2 separate regions of the Homo sapiens genome follow, and region 2 is linked to region 1. A link is a loop called in an ENCODE intact Hi-C map of the cell type or tissue named here. Cell type or tissue: Caco-2. All regions are shown on one strand. Links, peaks and the distances in the headings refer to the core of each region. The heading gives the core; the rest is flanking DNA. Region 1 holds the start of LOC124904259 (a long non-coding RNA gene). Region 2 has its middle 40 kb from the start of LINC01900.

Region 1 (5,255 bases), core at 4-5,003:
CAGCTGTGTTGCCCAGGCTGGTGTGCAGTGGCATAATCATAGCTCACTGCAGCCTCAAACTCCTGGGCTCAAGGATCTTCCTGCCTGAGCCTCCTGAGTAGCTGGGACAGCAGGTGCGCACCACCATGCCCAGCTGATTTTGTAGAGATGAGGTCTCCCTATGTTGCTCAGGCTGGTCTCAAACTCCCGGCCTCAAGCAATCCTCCCACCTTGGCCTCCCAAAGTGTTGGAATTACAGGCATGAGCCATCACACCTGGCCTGATACTACTTTTATTTCTATTTATTTATTTATTTATTTAGAGATGGAGTTTTGCTCTTGTTGCCCAGGCTGGAGTGCAGTGGCACGATCTCAGCTCACTGCAACCTCCACCTCCCGGATTCAAGTGATTCTCCTGCCTCAGCCTCCAGAGTAGCTGGGATTATAGGCATGCGCCACCACGCCCAGCTAATTTTATATTTTTAGTAGAGATGGGGTTTCTCCACATTGGTCAGGCTGGTCTCAAACTCCCAACTTCAAGTGATCCACCCGCCTCCATAGTGCTGGGATTACAGTCGTGAGCCACTGCACCTGGCCTTTTATTTTATTATATAAATATAAATTTTTTCGAGACAGAGTCTCCCTCTGTTACCCAGGCTGGAGTGCAGTGGTGCAATCTTGGCTCACTGCAACCTCCACCTCCCAGGTTCAAGCGATTCTCCTCTCTCAGCCTCTCGAGTAGCTGGAATTACAGGCATGCACCACCAGATCCGGCTAATTTTTTGTATTTTTAGTAAAGACAGGGTTCCACTATGTTGGCTAGGCTGGTTTCAAACTCCTGGACTCAAGTGATCTGCCGGCCTCGGCCTCCCAAAGTGCTGGAATTATTGGAGTGAGCCACCGTGCCCAACCCTTACTTTTAAACCACGCAGCTCTGGCACAAGTTTCAACAAAACAGCACAAAAGATCGAGGTCTAGAAAACTAGCGTGTACCTGCCATCTATCTACGGCATGACATGTCCCTCATCTAAAATGCCTTCTCTTTACCTGTCCAAGCCATACTCACTGCTGGAGTCTCAAAGATTACCTTCTGTACAGTCTTTCAGAATATGTCGCACCCTGCCTCCTGACCTCTTTTGAACTCTATTGTCTTCTATGTGTTCCCAAATGGTTTCCATGGATTAGTCCCTATCCTTTAACAGGATTGTAAGTGCCCTGGAGAAATTAGAGCAAAGGGGAGAAATTTCAGCAAGGGATGTGGGCCGTTCTCCTCTCAGAACCAGGCTGTATGTTTGGAAGCCACTGGGGACTGAGCAAAGAGAGTAAGGAAGACGGAGCTGGGGAGGGCTCTGGCCACTCTAAGAGGTCCGTGCAGTTGCTGCCCACAGTGAGTGGCTTCTCCTACTGGCCTAGAAAAGGGAGAAGAGGGGCTGGGCATGGTGGCTCACATCTGTAATCCCAGCACTTTGGGAGGCCGAGGCAGGTGGTTCATGAGGTCAGGAGTTCAAGACCAGCCTGGCCAACATGATGAAACCCCATCTCTACTAAAAATACAAAAATTAGCTGGGTGTGGTGGTGCGTGCCTGTAGTCTCAGCTACTTGGGAGGCTGAGGCAGGAGAATTGCTTGAACCTGGGAGGCAGAGGTTGCAGTGAGCCAAGATCGTGCCACTACACTCCAGCCTGGGCAACAAAGTGAGAAAAAAAGAAGGGGGAGAAAGGGGTGCTAATGTTCTCTATCACAAATCATGAACCCTTGAAAGCCTCACTTCCTAAAAGAAAAACAGACAAAAAATTAGGACCTAGAGGGAGGAAGATGGAGCAGAGTTTGGGAGGGAGCTTCCCTCAACCTGTTACTCTGACAGGCACTGCTTTCTGCTTGTCCCCAGTGTGAAACCCTCCTGCCTTTGCTTCTGCCCAACTGGGAATCAGCCTTCCGATTCACTGAAAGGCCATCCCAGAGAGATTTACACTTCCCTAGCTGATCTATTCCTCTTGATGAGATTGTGAAATTCAGAGTTATAACATGAGGATCAGGTTTAATTTAGGAAATTTGGTCATTGTTGAGCGTGGTAAATCATCTTTCAAGCAAACACACTTACAGCCTTCAAGATAAAGTTCATTCCCCTGTGATGAGGTCGTTTCATGGAATGCCACGAGGTCCCCGGCAGGGTTTCAACGCCATTCAGTTACACTAGGTGAGACAGAGCTGCTTATAGCTGCTGGGATTTATGGGAACGTTGGCACCCAGGTGACGCGTTGGATAATCTTTAACAGAGGAAGACTGGCTGGTGCCTGCTCTTTGTTCCAACTCGACTTTCGTATTTGAGAACCCTTGTGATAGACTTTCTATTCACAGTTGCGTTTTGGGCTGTCACGGGCATGGCCTGGCGTGAGGTGCTGAGCAAACAAAGAACCCCCTGCCTGCATCTCCCTCCTGAAAGCTGGCAAGGCATGGACAGAATTCGCTCTCCACTGTACTATTTTGCAGAGGCAGCAGGGTGCCTTCTCCAACACATGTCATACCATCGCTTATTTTCTCAGGTAAAACATGATACATTTTGAGCTTCGAACACGTTTTACAAGTTTAGCTGCTGGTGTCACACAATGCATCTCTTGTCAAGGGCAGTCCATTTAGGAGGACATAAACTCACATACCCCCCCAAGCCATCACGCCCACATCCCAGGCAACTCGTTTAGACAATTTCTTGAAGATTGTTAACAGAGAAGGACTCAGGAGACAAGAAGTTGTCTTCATAACCAAGGGGAGACATTGGGAAACTGTCTGAGATGCCAAGTTCTTTGATTTGAAAGCTCTGAGTCTTTTTCTCCCCTGCACAAAAAATGCTTTGAGATACACAAAGGATATAACACAACTAGGCACTGAATGGCTAGACCAACCATTATTTTTCACCTGCACTGTACCTAATGCTAACTGTACTTTATCAATGGCCACAACATCCAACATGACTTTCATGCATTGGTTTTTTCCCAATGTGCCTCTGATGAAGATGAAGGTCTAGTCCCCGTGAGGCCAGCACTGGTCAGCACACTTTGATTAAGTTATCCAATTCTATTTGTCATATTAGTTAACCGGAAGTTCCTTGAGAGTGGGGACTGCATGTCTAGTACTACTCTGGCACCCACTCATAGGATGGGCTCAATGACTGCTTCATTAAAAATGATTGATGTGAAAGGCAAGTGCTGACCGGGCGCAGTGGCTTACGCCTGTAATCCCAGCACTTTGGAAGGCCGAGGTGGGTGGATCACCTGAGGTCAGGAGTTCAAGACCAGCCTGGCCAACATGGTGAAACCTCGTTTCTACTAAAAATACAAAAATTTAGCCAGGCATGGTGGTGGGCACCTGTAATCCCAGCTGAGGCTGAGGCAGGAGAATCACTTGAACCCGGGAAGCAGAGGTTGAAATAAGCCGAGATCATGCCACTGCACTCCGGCCTGGGCAACAAAAGTAAAACTCCATCTCAAAAAAAAAAGAAAGAAAGAAAGGCAAGTGTTTTGTTTTGTTTTGTTTTTTACAGATGCAAATGGCCACTGAGCATCACTTCATGCAACAAACATCTCTTAAACACTCACCCTTGGTTAAATACAGGGATGCAGAAATAAATCAGACACAGGCCAGGCGCACTGATTCACGCCTCTAATCCCAGCACTTTGGGAGGCCTAGGCGGGCAGATAACTTGAAGTCAGGAATTCGAGACCAAGCTGACCAACATGGCGAAACCCCATCTCTACTAAAAATACAAAATTTTCTACCAAACTGGTGTACTAATTAAAACCTCCTATGGCCCGGGTGTGGTGGGTTATGCCTGTAATCCCAGCACTTTGGGAGGCCGAGGCTGGCAGATCACCTGAGGTCAGGAGTTTGAGACCAGCCTGGCCAACATGGCAAAACCCCATCTCTACTAAAAATACAAAAATTAGCCGGGCATGGTGGCATGCACCTGTAATCCCAGCTACTCGGGAGGCCGAGGCAAGAGAATTGCTTGAACCCAGGAGGCGGAGGTTACAGTGAGCCGAGATTGAGCCACTGCATTCCAGCCTGGGCAACAGAGTAAAACTCTGTCTAAAAAAATAATAATAATAAATAAAGCCCAAAAACCAACAATAACAACAAAATAAAAACAAACAAATAAATAGGTAAGACCCAATCACTGCCTTCAAGAGCTCTATGGGTTGGGGGGCTGATGGGTGAGCAGCTAGGAAAGAATTGGTGCATTCAGTCCGTGCAAGGAGTAGGGAGCATGGCTGGGCATCCCCTCCCTGGAAGGAGAACGCGGCTGATTGACCACTGGGCCTCCTGGGCCTGCGGTAGCTCACGCTTCTCATAAAGGACACCCCAACAGCGTTAACAACTTCTGAGGCCGGAGCTGGTGCCAGTGGACAGAGCTTGTCAGCAGCCACAGAGCCAAGTGGAGCAGGGAGAAGTCTGACTGTGGAACGGAGCCTGAGCCCGTAGACCTGTGCCTTGCGCACAGAGAAAACTTGCCATTTCGCAGCACCGCCCCACACAACCGCTTGCCAATTGCTTTCCTATGGAGGCGGTGAGACCTTGGGGCAATGCAATGCAATGAACTGAATGCTTGTGTCTCCCCAAAGTTTGTATGTTGAAATCCTAATCCCCAATGTGATGGTATTAGGAAGTGGGACCTTTGGGAGGTGATTTGGTCATGAATGGGATCAGTGCCCTTACAAAAGGGGCCCAGTGGCTGGGAGCAGTGGCTAACGCCTGTAATCGTAGCACTTTGGGAGGCCGAGAGGGGCGGATTGCCTGAGCTCAGGAGCTCGAGACCAACCTGGGCAACACGGTGAAACTCGGTCTGTACTAAAATACAAAAAATCAGCCAGGCGTGGTGGCGGGCGCCTGTAATCCCAGCTGCAGCAGGAGAACCGCTTGAAACCAGAAGGCAGAGGATGCAGTGAGCCCAGGCCGCGCCACCGCACTCCAGCCTGGGTGACAGAGCAAGACTCCCTCTCAACAAAAAAAGAAAAGAAAAGGGGCCCAGAGAGTACTTCCTACCATGTGAGAATCCAGTGAGAAGGCGGCCAGATGTGGGCCAGGAAGCAGGCCCTCCCTAGACCCCGAATCTGCTGGCACCTTGATCTCAGATTTTCCAGTGGCCAGAACTGTGAGAAATAAATTTCTGTAGTTTGTAAGCCACCCAGTGTATGGGATAACTCTGTTAAATCAGCTGAAACTGACTAAGACAAAGGACTAGGGGTTGGGAGCAAAACCTCAAGGCACAGAAACCTCTCAAGGA
Region 2 (5,459 bases), core at 206-5,205, 64 kb after region 1:
TTATAAGAGCTTTACAACTTTAAAAATGAGGCTAGAGACCCCAAACGCCAAGATGAGAATCCACAGGAATCATGGCACTCGTGACGACCCCAACACTTCTTTGACCCACTTTCCCAAACTGTAGAGACCACTTGGCCCTTGGAAGCCCAAGAGCTGCTCAGATAGCTTTAGGCAAATATTTGCTCTCCTTTTCTTTTTCCCTTTTTTCCATTCCTTCCACATGGTTTGTTGACAATGTGGGAGGACTGATGCCAGGCACCCAAGGCAACTCCTTTCCTTCCATGGCTTCTATTCCCGTATATTCAGGAGGGAATACAGGCCAGGCAAAGGAGAGGATTTCACATCTTTGTCTTCTCAGCAAATGGCAGCTCCATTCTTGCAGTTGCTCAAGCCAAAGTCCTTGGAGTCATCCCCGACTTCTTTCCCTTTTTCTTTCACATGCCACATCCCATTCATCAGAAAAGCCTGTCAACTCTACTCCCTAAAATATACCCCAGATCGAGGCTGCAGTGAGCCATGATCGCACCACTGCACTTCAGCCTGGCTGACTGAGCAAGACTCTGTCATATACATATATACACACACCCAGAAACTGACCCCTTCTCACCACCACTGCCATGGGAATTGCCTGGTCCGTGCCACCATCCCCCTCCTACATTAGGGCAATGGTCTTCCCACTTCCACCCCTCTCCCCCTCACTCTGTTCTCCAACAACAGCCAGAGTAGTTCTTTTAAAAGTCAAATCAGGCCAGGCGCGGTGGCTCACGCCTGTAATCCCAGCACTTTGGGAGGCCAAGGCAGGCGGATCACTTGAGCCCAGGACTTCGAGACCAGCCTGGGCAACAAGGCAAAACCTCATCCCTACAAAAAATACAAAAACTAGTCAAGCATGGTGGTGCACGCCTGCAGTCCCAGCTACTTGGGAGGCTGAGATGGGAGGATCACCTGAGCCCGGGAGTTCGAGGCTGCAGTGAGCCATGATCACACCACTGCACTCCTGGACAATAGAGAGAGACCCTGTCTCCCTTGGAAAAAAAAAAAAAAAGAAAAGAAAAAAAAAAGAAAAGAAAAGAAAAAAAAGAAAGAAAAAGAAAAAAGTTAATTCAAGACAGACAGTGTACTCCTCTGCTCAAAACCTCCCCACGTCCCCCTGTTCACACAAAACAAGAGCCAAAGTCCTCTCAAAGGACTGCACCGCCTCCCACCCACTCCGTCAACCTCCTCTAAGGCATCCACTGGTGACAATTGTGTATGTATCTTTCCAGAGTTCAGTTTTGATTTTTGTTTTTTTATTCTCAAGCTTTTTCCCTGCAAATGAGACCTGGGATGCCGTGCAAAGCTGCCTGGCAGTCCTCGGAAGCCTTGGTAGTGCCTGTCTTTCCTCATGCACCAGCAAGGGGGTCTGGCGCTTGGCCTTCCCAGGCCACCTGGATGGCTCCCACCTGAGCGCTGGACTCCTCCCTCTATCCAGCAGGTGTGTCCGGCAGCCGCTGGGGCCCACCCTTCCCCCAAGGGCCACAGCAAACATTGGTGGCGACAGTAAGGACACATTTTCCTTTTCTATTTGCTGTAGATGGCAGAATGCCCAGGACCAGCCCAGTGCTAGCATTTTGGGGAGAAATTCCAGCCTGAAGAGACACCTAGAGAAAAAAGGAGACACAGAAATCTCTGTGGGTTTCAACAGTTATGCTTAGCAGCAGGCTGAAAACAGGCAGGTTAACAGAAGTGTTGGAGGGCTACCTCAGGCCAAGTCAGAACCAAGTTAGAAAATGTCGGCCCAGGCCGGGTGCAGTGGCTCACACCTGTAATCCTAGCACTTTGGGAGGCCGAGGCAGGTGAATCACTTGAGGTCAGGAGTTCGAGACCAGCCTGGTCAACGTAGTGAAACCCCGTCTCTACTAAAAATATAAAAATTAGCCAGTCATGGTGGCACACACCTGTAATCTCAGCTACTCAGGAGGCTGAGGCAGGAGAATCGCTTGAATCCAGGAGGTAGGGGTTGCAGTAAGCCGAGATTGCGCCACTGCACTCCAGCCTGGGTGACAAAGCAAGACTCTGTATCAAACAAAAAGAAAAACAGAAAAGAAAACATCTGCCTTAACCAGACAGAGCCGGGCATCTGGTGCTGGCTCCTTTACATGTCAACTCCCTCCTGCTCCAGTTGCCCCCACCAAGGGCCACCACGTGGGTGCCCAGGCAGCTTTCCACCTGCCAAGGCCAAGTCTCTTCCCCGGCCTCAGCTCATTGCAGTGTCCAGGGTCAGGGAGGGGTTAGCCAGCCATCAGACCAGGTCTCCAAATTTGTATCTCAGCCCCGTCATGCCACACCTTGCACACAGTAGGCACCTCATAAGTGACTGCTTGCAGAAGGAGTAAGTTAAATAGAGCCAACCCTGCAGAGCCCCTGGCCTCCTGCCTCCCTGCTCTGACCCTCTTTTCCTTTGATTGGGAACCCAGGAGACCCGCCCTGTCTGTTTTCTCTAGTCCCATTCCTCTGGCTATGCAAACGGCCACTTCCCCTGCTTGCTTTCCTGTCCTCTTGGAGGGACAAAGAGGCCCAGCTCCCAGAAACACCATGCCCTGGAGTCAGGAGAATTCCTGGAATGGGCAGGGACGTTGCCTGAAAAGGAGAAAGGAGAACTCTAGGTGAAGGCAGAGAGGAGCAAGGGACAGATCAAAGCGAGCCTGGACAGGGTCAGGCATAAGGAGGGCCAGCAGGGAGATAAATGAGGCCCCCGAGGGGTCAGCCGAGGGACAGGGGCCTGCAGAGGCAGTGGCAGCACAGGCACATGCTGGATGGACGTTCGTCACAGGGAGACAATAGATGCAAAAGATAAGAGAAGGTGTAAATTAATGGAGAAAACATCTGGCCAGAGATAAAGGTATCTCCTTGTAATTAAAAACGTATAGCCTTGCCATAGATTGGTGGTGTCCAAGGTTGGTGGTGGCCCAGACTGTCCTGTGTCTGAGTATGGGTAGAGAGGAAGGCGCAGGAGGGGCAGAGATAGAGCCAGTTAATCATTAGCTCCCAGCGAGGAGGTTTAGGAGCTGACTCCTCTCAGTCCCAGGCAGGAGAAGTGCCCGAGCCAAAGTTACAGCGATGGGCTAAGTGACCTACCCAGCTCAAGAAGAGCCAGTGGTGACCTCAGGCCTGTCACAGACATCCTCACTTCTTAGGCCTGGCCAGCATAGGCCCTTTTCACATTTTCAAGTTTTTATTGTTTGCTTGGTGTTAGCATGATGGTTGTTTTGGTTCTAGGGCCGGGAGCAGTGGCTCACACCTGTAATCCCAACAATTTGGGAGACCAAGGCGGGTGGACGGCTTGGGGTCAGGAGTTCGAGACCAGCCTGGCCAACATGATGAAGCCCTGTCTCTAATAAGTGGTAGTGCGCAACTCTAGTCCCAGCTACTCAGGAGGCTGAGGCAGGAGAATTGCTTGAACCCAGGAGGTGGAGGTTCCAGTGAGCCGAGATCGTGCCACTGTACTCCAGCCTGGGTGACAGAGCGAAACTCCATAAAAAAAAACGAAGGTTCTAAAATCCTAAACTCTTTCTCAAACGCTGCTTGTACCTGAACTACACCTTACTGGTTCTGCATCCAAAAAGTATGCTGGATGGCAATGCCCAACAAAGGGCATCTGCCTACATTCAGAGCCAGCTTAATAGCACGGTGGTAAAAACAGCAGATTCTAGGGCCAGGCCACCTGGGGGCTGTCCTGCCTTGTCGCCTTGCTACCCGTGTGACTTAGGGCAAGATACTTGGCCTCTCATAGCGTGGCTGTGGGTGCCCGGCTCATAATAAGAGCTCAGCAAGTGTTAGCTATAATTGTTATTATTAATTATCATCTTCATTTTAACTATTGTCACTTTTTTTTCCCACAACCTGGGAGAAATGGCCTGAAACAAGTGTAGGCCTCTTTTCAAAAATCCCACTTCCTGTCTAAGAACTTCAGAGAGCCGCCACCCCCTCAGCACAGATGCATGTGGATGCTACGCTAGGACAGCCGTCTCAGAGTACAGTGTAAAGAAACCAATATCTCAGATGTTAGTTGCAGGGGTCTGGGGAGATGATTACAGGTTCACATGCATGCTGTCTATAAATTCCTCTGTTCCTCTCCCTCACTCCTCACATCCAGTCCATCCCAAATCCTGCTTGGTCTACCTCCAAAATAAATCCTTGCCAGCTGCGGTGGCTCACGCCTATAATCCCAGTACTTTGAGAGGCTGAGGCCAGCACTTTGGGAGGATCACTTGAGATCAGGAGTTCAAGAGCAGCCTGGGCAACATAGTGAGACCCCATCTTTACAAATAAAAATAAATTAATAAAATTAAAAATTAAAAAAATAAAGTACAAAATAAATCCCGACTGCATCCATTTCTCCCCATCTTCACTGCTTCACCCCTGCTCAGTCAGAGCTACCATCATCTCCCACCTGAACTGCTGCAAGATCCCCCCTGTTTCCCTGACTTCAACTCTTACCTGCACCCCGCAATGTGCTTTGCATGCCTCATGTGCAGGGATACTTTTAAAACTATGACTATAGAAGCAATGTCACTCCCCCACTTAACCACCCTACCCACCACCCCACCACCACTGCCAGTGGCTTTCCATTGCACTTCAGATAAAAGCTCAAGTTCTCAGCGGCCTTAAAAGCCCCTGTGTAGCTGAGCCCCTGCCCACCTCTCCACAGGCTCGTCGGAGCCACACTCTTCCCTGTCAACTACACTCCAGCCTCACTGGCTTCCTCTCTGTTCTTCAAACATGCTTTCTTCCTCTTTCAAAGGGCCAACTCCTTTTCAAGTCTGAAGGTCAATGGTATTTCTTCAGAGAGGCCCTCCCTGGCTGTCCTATCTAAATACTTCCCCAACCCACCCCCTTTGCTCTCTTGCACAGCATCAAGTTCATTGGTTTCATAGTGTTGGTTTCTGTAATGAGATATTGATTTGTTTGTTAGTTTGTTTGGTTTCTTTTGTCTCCACTACCATGCTTCACCAATGTGAAGACAGAGGCCTTACACAAACAATGAAGAACTGAGGGGTATGAGTAATTTGATCACTAGGATTTGAGATCTGGGAGGAAGGAAGAGGCAGGAAGGAGGCAGGGGGAGAAATTCAAAGATTTTTTTTTTTTTTTAGATGGAGTCTTGCTCTGTCACCCAGGCTGGAGTGCAGTGGCACAATTTCAGATCCACTGCAACCTCCACCTCCTGGGTTCAAATGATTCTTCTGCCTCAGCCTCCCCAGTAGCTGGGATTACAGATGCATGCCCCCACACCCAGCTAATTTTTTTTTGCATTTTTAGAAGAGATGGGGTTTCATCATGTTGGCCAGATTGGTCTCGAACTCCTGACCTCAGGTGACCTCGGCCTTTCAAAGTGTTGAGAGTACAGGCTTGAGCCACCACAGCCAGCTGAAATCCATACTTTTTTTTTATTTTTTTATTTTTTGAGACAGAGTCTC

The links. Hi-C counts contacts between places; a loop is a spot of excess contacts. Peaks named below come from ENCODE experiments on the same cell type or tissue, not always from the same donor. Only the 100,000 strongest peaks of a DNase experiment are listed, where the experiment ranks them.
Region 2: it touches region 1 in a loop (8-fold over the local background); 7 of 110 quality-filtered maps call a loop at or near these places.

Annotation. Positions count from the first base shown.
Region 1 is chr18:22,081,735-22,086,989 of GRCh38, reverse strand. LOC124904259 (a long non-coding RNA gene) reads right to left here and starts at 2,181. Exons shown (of 2, transcript XR_007066304.1): 1 at 2,079-2,181. RefSeq lists an enhancer at 2,148-2,442. In Caco-2, for the core only: no CTCF peak of the experiment used is centred there; a DNase peak (open chromatin) is centred at 2,179; H3K4me3 peaks cover 278 bases.
Region 2 is chr18:22,017,905-22,023,363 of GRCh38, reverse strand. No RefSeq gene overlaps it. Among named protein-coding and RNA genes, the nearest start is that of LINC01900, 40 kb to the right of the region's middle. In Caco-2, for the core only: no CTCF peak of the experiment used is centred there; DNase peaks (open chromatin) are centred at 1,463, 2,693, 3,013 and 4,780.